2 separate regions of the Homo sapiens genome follow, and region 2 is linked to region 1. Evidence: chromatin loops called from intact Hi-C (ENCODE). Cell type or tissue: sigmoid colon. All regions are shown on one strand. Each heading gives the region's core, and the rest is flanking DNA. Links, peaks and the distances in the headings are about the cores only. Region 1 overlaps NXN (nucleoredoxin). Region 2 overlaps NXN (nucleoredoxin).

Region 1 (2,907 bases), core at 121-2,620:
TTCTAGAATGTGAACAGTTTTGAAACATCTGTATTCCAATCACCAATCCAGAATCTTGGGAGCTAAAGAAAGTGTGGGCTTTCCCCCAAAACAAACACTCAGCGGAGGACACAGGAGAATGACCAAGGTGTAAATGAAAGAAGAATCTGGCCTGGGGCATCCTATGGCGAGCGCCATCCCCTTTAGGGGTAAGAGGGACATCTAAGACCAAGCGGAGCTGAGTCAGGCCTCCTGGGTGGGATGATACAGTATGAAAGAGAGGTCCAGGAAAGGGTCTCATTCAGGCTGACATGTCCCATCATGATCAGTCAAGTTTAGGACAGAGACTAATAAGACTCAACATATGCGGCCGGTCGCAGTGGCTCACGCCTGTAATCCCAGCATTTTGGGAGGCCGAGACGGGCGGATCACGAGGTCAGAGGTTGAGACCAGCCTGGCCAAGAGACCAGTCTGGCCAACATGGTGACACCTCGTCTCTACTAAAAATACAAAAATTAGCTGGGCGTGGTGCAGGCGCCCGTCATCCCAGCTACTTGGGAGGCTGAGGCAGGAGAATCACTTGAACCCGGGAGGTGGAGGTTGCAGTGAGCGGAGATCGCACCACTACACTCCAGCCTGGGCAACAAGAGCGAGACTCAATCTCAAAAAAAAGAAAAGAAAAGGAAAAAAAAAAGAGTTCAGGATTTCATAGTCCGTCTCCTATGTCTAGTCTTTCATTTCTCATAATCGTTTCTTAGCCAGGAATCATCTCTGGAAGTAAATGGCTTCCTTTTCTTTGCGCACACATGCCCCTCTCTGAAGAGAGGCGCCATGCCCACCTGGGGGCTGCGGTACTCGCTTTTTTTTTTTTTTTTTTTTTTTTTTTTGAGACAGAGTCGCTCTGTCCCCCAGGCTGGAGTGCAGTGGCGCAATCTCAGCTCACTGCAAGCTCTGCCTCCCGGGTTCACGCCATTCTCCTGTCTCAGCCTCCCGAGTAGCTGGGACTACAGGCGCCCGCCACCACGCCCGGCTAATTTTTTTTTTTTGTATTTTTTTAGTAGAGACGGGGTTTCACCGTGTCAGCCAGGATGGTCTCGATCTCCTGACCTCGTGATCCGCCCGCCTCGGCCTCCCAAAGTGCTGGGATTATAGGCGTGAGCCACCGCGCCCAGCTGTGGTACTCACTTTTAATGCTCCTTAGAAAATTCTAACCAAAGGCTCCAAACGCAGCTCAAAACCCTGGCATGGAACCACACAAAAGGCACAAAGAGGCTGGGGCCAGGTGGAGCCCATCAGAAATTGAAGGCTCTGTGTCAGGAGCCACCCCATTCTGACCACGGGTCCGGGTTTCTCCACGGAAGCAGCTCCCAGGTCCCCAGTGTTAGGCAGAGTGGATTTCAGTCAGGAAAACTACGCAAGGCCATGTTCTTAGAATCTCTCCAACATTATTCTTGGCTCTGCTGACATTGCTTTGGCTTTAAAAAATCAATAAATTAAGCAAGCAGAAGGTTCTCTAACATCCAAGCTGGACTAAAGGGTTTTGCTCTTACCGAGCCAGAGGGAATATTTATTCCAAGAGACGTAAGATAGATTCTGCTGGACACCTGCCACTTGCTCATGATTCTTCCCTGGGAGGCTGGCAGCGCACGGAGAGGCTTCGCTCCACGGGAACCAACACCGTTGGCCGGCGCGGTGGCTCACGCCAGGAATCCCAGCACTTTGGAAGGCCAATGTGGGTGGATCACCTGAGGTCAGGAGTTCGAGATCAGCCTGGCCAATGTGGTGAAACCCCATCTCTACTAAAAATACAAAAAATTAGCCGGGCGTGGTGGCACACAGCTGTAGTCCCAGCTACTCAGGAGACTGAGGCAGGAGAATCACTTCAACTCGGGAGGTGGAGCTTGCAGTGAGCTGAGATCGTGCCACTGCACTCCAACCTGGGCGACAGAGTGAGACTCTGTCTCAAAAAAAAAAAAAAAATAGAAATAATACCTCTTACTACACTGGATGGTTTGAATTCCAACCTAAAGCAAAAAGAGGAAGGCTTTGATCTCATTCTATTGTTTATCCTAACATTTTTGCCTGACAGTCTGGATAAAACAAACTTTTATTTTGTTATTTATTTATTTTTTTTCAGATCCAGGCTGGAGTGCAGTGGAGTGATCATGGCTACGGCCTTAACCTCCTGGGCTCAAGCAATCCTGCCACCTCTGCCTCCCAAGTAGCTGGGACTACAAGGCGTGAACCACCACACTTGGCTAATTTTTGTATTTTTTTTTTTCTGTAGAGATGGGGGTCTCACCATGTTGCCCAGGCTGGTCTCGAACTCCTGGCCTCAAGCAATTCACCCGCCTCAACCTTCCAAAGTGCTGGGATTACAGGCGTGAGCCACCGCGCCTGGCCTCAGTCTTTTATCTGGTGGGAGCTCCATAAATCCATGCTAGCTGACCGGCCAGTCCTCTCCCAGGCAAGTGGCCACAGCGACGAAGGTTTGGCGGAGGTGCAGGGGGAGGTGTGGACAACGTACAGTCACAAGGCAGCGTCCGATTCAGTGAGGGTGACTGGGGAAGCTGCCGTTCATGAGCTCTTGTCACCAACTTGGGAAGCTGCCGTTCATATGCTCGTCACCAAAGTCAAGAATACCTTCTTCTGCACCACATTCTCGGAGATTTTCCAAATCCCGGGCATTTTCAGGCCTTCACTCCCTCCACTAATACCCCACAGCTTACTCCTCCCAAGTGAAGAGGCCGAGAAAAGAATCCATTTTATTTGTCAGAACCAGCCATAAGGTAAACAAATACAAAGAAAGTGTGTGCTCGCCAATTAAACGGGAATGCAGGCTTCTGGCGGAGACATGACCCCATTTTTCCATTCGCTCCATGTCAGTGAACCACCGTCACAGAGCTGGCCCCTATGGCTTGAGGGGGA
Region 2 (2,907 bases), core at 105-2,604, 65 kb after region 1:
TGCTATTTCAAGCTTAAAATAAATCCCAACGAGAAAGGATCCGAAGGCTTGGTTTTATTTTTAAGATCTTATCCAAGGCAGGGAACTATATCTGGTTTTCAGGGGTGTGTGGGGTGCAAACGGCCGGGCCAGCACAGTCATTTCATCCCCTGTCGATTCCCCAAAAGCAAAACCAAAGCTCAGCATGTGCTTCTAGAACTTTCTATATCTGGTGTTCAGGGGTGGGTGGGGTGCAAACGGCCAGGCCAGCACAGTCATTTCATCCCCCGTCCGTTCCCCAAAAGCAAAGCCAGAGCTCGGCATGTGCTTCTAGAATTTTACAATCTTGAATTACGGCTTCAAAATAACTCACATTCCACTATAAGGAGGCTCAGAGGATGCCACCGAGTGGACGGACGTGAGCAGGACCACAGAGACAACCCAGTGGGACACGCAACACTGTTCCCAAGATGTTAGCAGGGGAAAGAGTCGGACGAAATGGCGAAGTGTTTGGCACAAAGAAGACCAACAAATGACACACCAAGCCAGTAAAGACACCTCCGTAAGAAAGACACATTCCTCCCCAAATCTACTTTAGGAGCTACTGCTGTCAACTCTTGACTTTCTGGAAGTCTAACTAGTACAAGGTCCAATCCTCAATCGCTTATGAAACAAAATCAGAAAAAACCGGGTAGAACCCTAGTACTCCGCATTATAAAAAGCACTTCCGGCCGGGCACGGTGGCTCACGCCTGTAATCCCAGCACTTTGGGAGGCCGAGGCTGGCAGATCTTTTGAGGTTAGAAGTTCGAAACCAGCCTGGCCAACATGGTGAAACCCTGTCTCTACTTAAAAAAAAAAAAAAAAAAAAAAAAAAAAGCTGGGCGTGGTAGCGGGCGCCTGTAAGCCCAGCTACTTGGGAGGCTGAGGCACGAGAATTGCTTGAACCCGGGAGACAGAGGTTGCAGTGAGTTGAGATCACACCACTGCACTCCAACCTGAGTGACAGAGTGAGACTCCATCTCGAAAAAAAAAAAAAAGACTGAACAGCTTCTCTTTAGAACTTTCTAACACACCCCCAGGTGGAGGCCAGTGTTGCAACGATCGCACGAGGGACCAGAGGGTAATTCTGCAGCCTGATCTCTCTGTTGAGATGCTCACGCTCTCTTTTTGCAGACATGATGTGGTTAAAGCCAGGGTCTTTCTCAATCAATACATTTTAAAAATGCGAGCTGGGGGCGGGGGCGGGGGTTGGGGGCGGGAGGGTCTGTCAGCTGTGTGGAGACAAACCTCCTGATCCAGGCGCTCTCTGGCAGAGGCGGGCAAGCCCCACTTCCATGTATGGAAGTGAATGAAAGCAGTAAAACCTCAGGCATGAGTCTGGGCAGGGCTGGGGGTGGGGGCCGGCATTCCTCCCAGCAGGGCCAGCCCCAGAGGGGCGGGCAGCAGGAACCTTCACCTGGGGTCCCGTGGGTATTTCCCTGGGAGAGCCACAGGGGCAGAGAGGACGGGAGGCAGGAAAGCAATGAGCTCGGCACACTCAGTAGACGGAGGGCACCCGGGAAGGGGAGCTCAGCCTCCCCGAGAATGCACCAGAGCCTGAGTCCTGGAAACCAGGGCCACGCAGCTCCCGCCTGCCCTGACCTCAGTCCCCTGGAATGCAGAATTCTCCACGGTCAGCCATCCATCACCACCGCTCCCTCATGGCCAGCGCTGAAAGAAGGGGCGTTTCCGTTTTTGTGGGGGGCGGTGGTGGTTGTGGTTTTTGTGGTCTGAGAAACTCATGACAGTTACCCACCTCCTGCCAGGACAAGGCCACAGGAGGTTGCAGAAAATTCAGGTCACACTGTGGGGGGGCTGGGGTCAGAGAGACCAAGGTTGGAACCCGGCAGGTACCACGGACGGTCACACTGTGGGGGGGCTGGGGTCAGACAGACCAAGGTTGGAACCCGGCAGGTACCACGGACGGTCACACTGTGGGGGGGCTGGGGTCAGACAGACCAAGGTTGGAACCCGGCAGGTACCACGGACGGTCACACTGTGGGGGGGCTGGGGTCAGACAGACCAAGGTTGGAACCCGGCAGGTACCACGGACGGTCACACTGTGGGGGGGCTGGGGTCAGACAGACCAAGGTTGGAACCCGGCAGGTACCACGGACGGTCACACTGTGGGGGGGCTGGGGTCAGACAGACCAAGGTTGGAACCCGGCAGGTACCACGGACGGTCACACTGTGGGGGGGCTGGAGTCAGAGAGACCAAGGTTGGAACCCGGCAGGTACCACGGACGGTCACACTGTGGGGGGGCTGGGGTCAGACAGACCAAGGTTGGAACCCGGCAGGTACCACGGACGGTCACACTGTGGGGGGGCTGGAGTCAGACAGACCAAGGTTGGAACCCGGCAGGTACCACGGACGGTCACACTGTGGGGGGGGCTGGAGTCAGACAGACCAAGGTTGGAACCCGGCAGGTACCACGGACGGTCACACTGTGGGGGGGCTGGAGTCAGACAGACCAAGGTTGGAACCCGGCAGGTACCACGGACGACAGGTTCCTGCTGCCCATCCCTCTGGGAGGAATGACGGCCAGCAGAGCCAGGACCCACTTCTCCGTCCTGGAAGACGCAATGAGATAATACATGAAAAGCAGTAACAAGGTGGTCCTAGAGGGGTCCTAGGCTACCCCGTGTTAAAGATGAGAGCCATGAAGACCACTTCAAGGTGGTCCCTGGAATCCAGTGAGGGGCTCAGTCCACAGAAGCCATGACTGATGATCATTATCATGGAACCCTCCAGCTCAGGGAATGTCTGAGTAGCTCCCTGAAGTCCAAACGGAAGACTATGACCCTTGGGAGGCCGAGGCGGGCGGATCACCTGAGGTCAGGAGTTTGAGACCAGCCTGGCCAACATGGTGAAACCCCATCTCTACCA

Evidence for each region. A loop is a pair of places that touch in the nucleus more often than their neighbours do. Peaks named below come from ENCODE experiments on the same cell type or tissue, not always from the same donor. Only the 100,000 strongest peaks of a DNase experiment are listed, where the experiment ranks them.
Region 2: a loop joins it to region 1, with 2.6 times the contacts of the local background. A loop is called at or near these places in 4 of 110 quality-filtered maps.

Annotation. Positions count from the first base shown.
Region 1 is chr17:884,835-887,741 of GRCh38, forward strand. The region is part of intron 1 of NXN (nucleoredoxin); the gene reads right to left. Among named protein-coding and RNA genes, the nearest start is that of NXN, 93 kb to the right of the region's middle. RefSeq lists an enhancer at 2,425-2,907. In sigmoid colon, for the core only: no CTCF peak of the experiment used is centred there; DNase peaks (open chromatin) are centred at 1,307, 1,607 and 2,477; H3K27ac peaks cover 458 bases.
Region 2 is chr17:950,347-953,253 of GRCh38, forward strand. All of the region lies in intron 1 of NXN (nucleoredoxin), which reads right to left. Among named protein-coding and RNA genes, the nearest start is that of NXN, 28 kb to the right of the region's middle. RefSeq lists an enhancer at 1-314. In sigmoid colon, for the core only: no CTCF peak of the experiment used is centred there; DNase peaks (open chromatin) are centred at 1,068, 1,345 and 1,625; H3K4me3 peaks cover 670 bases; H3K27ac peaks cover 425 bases.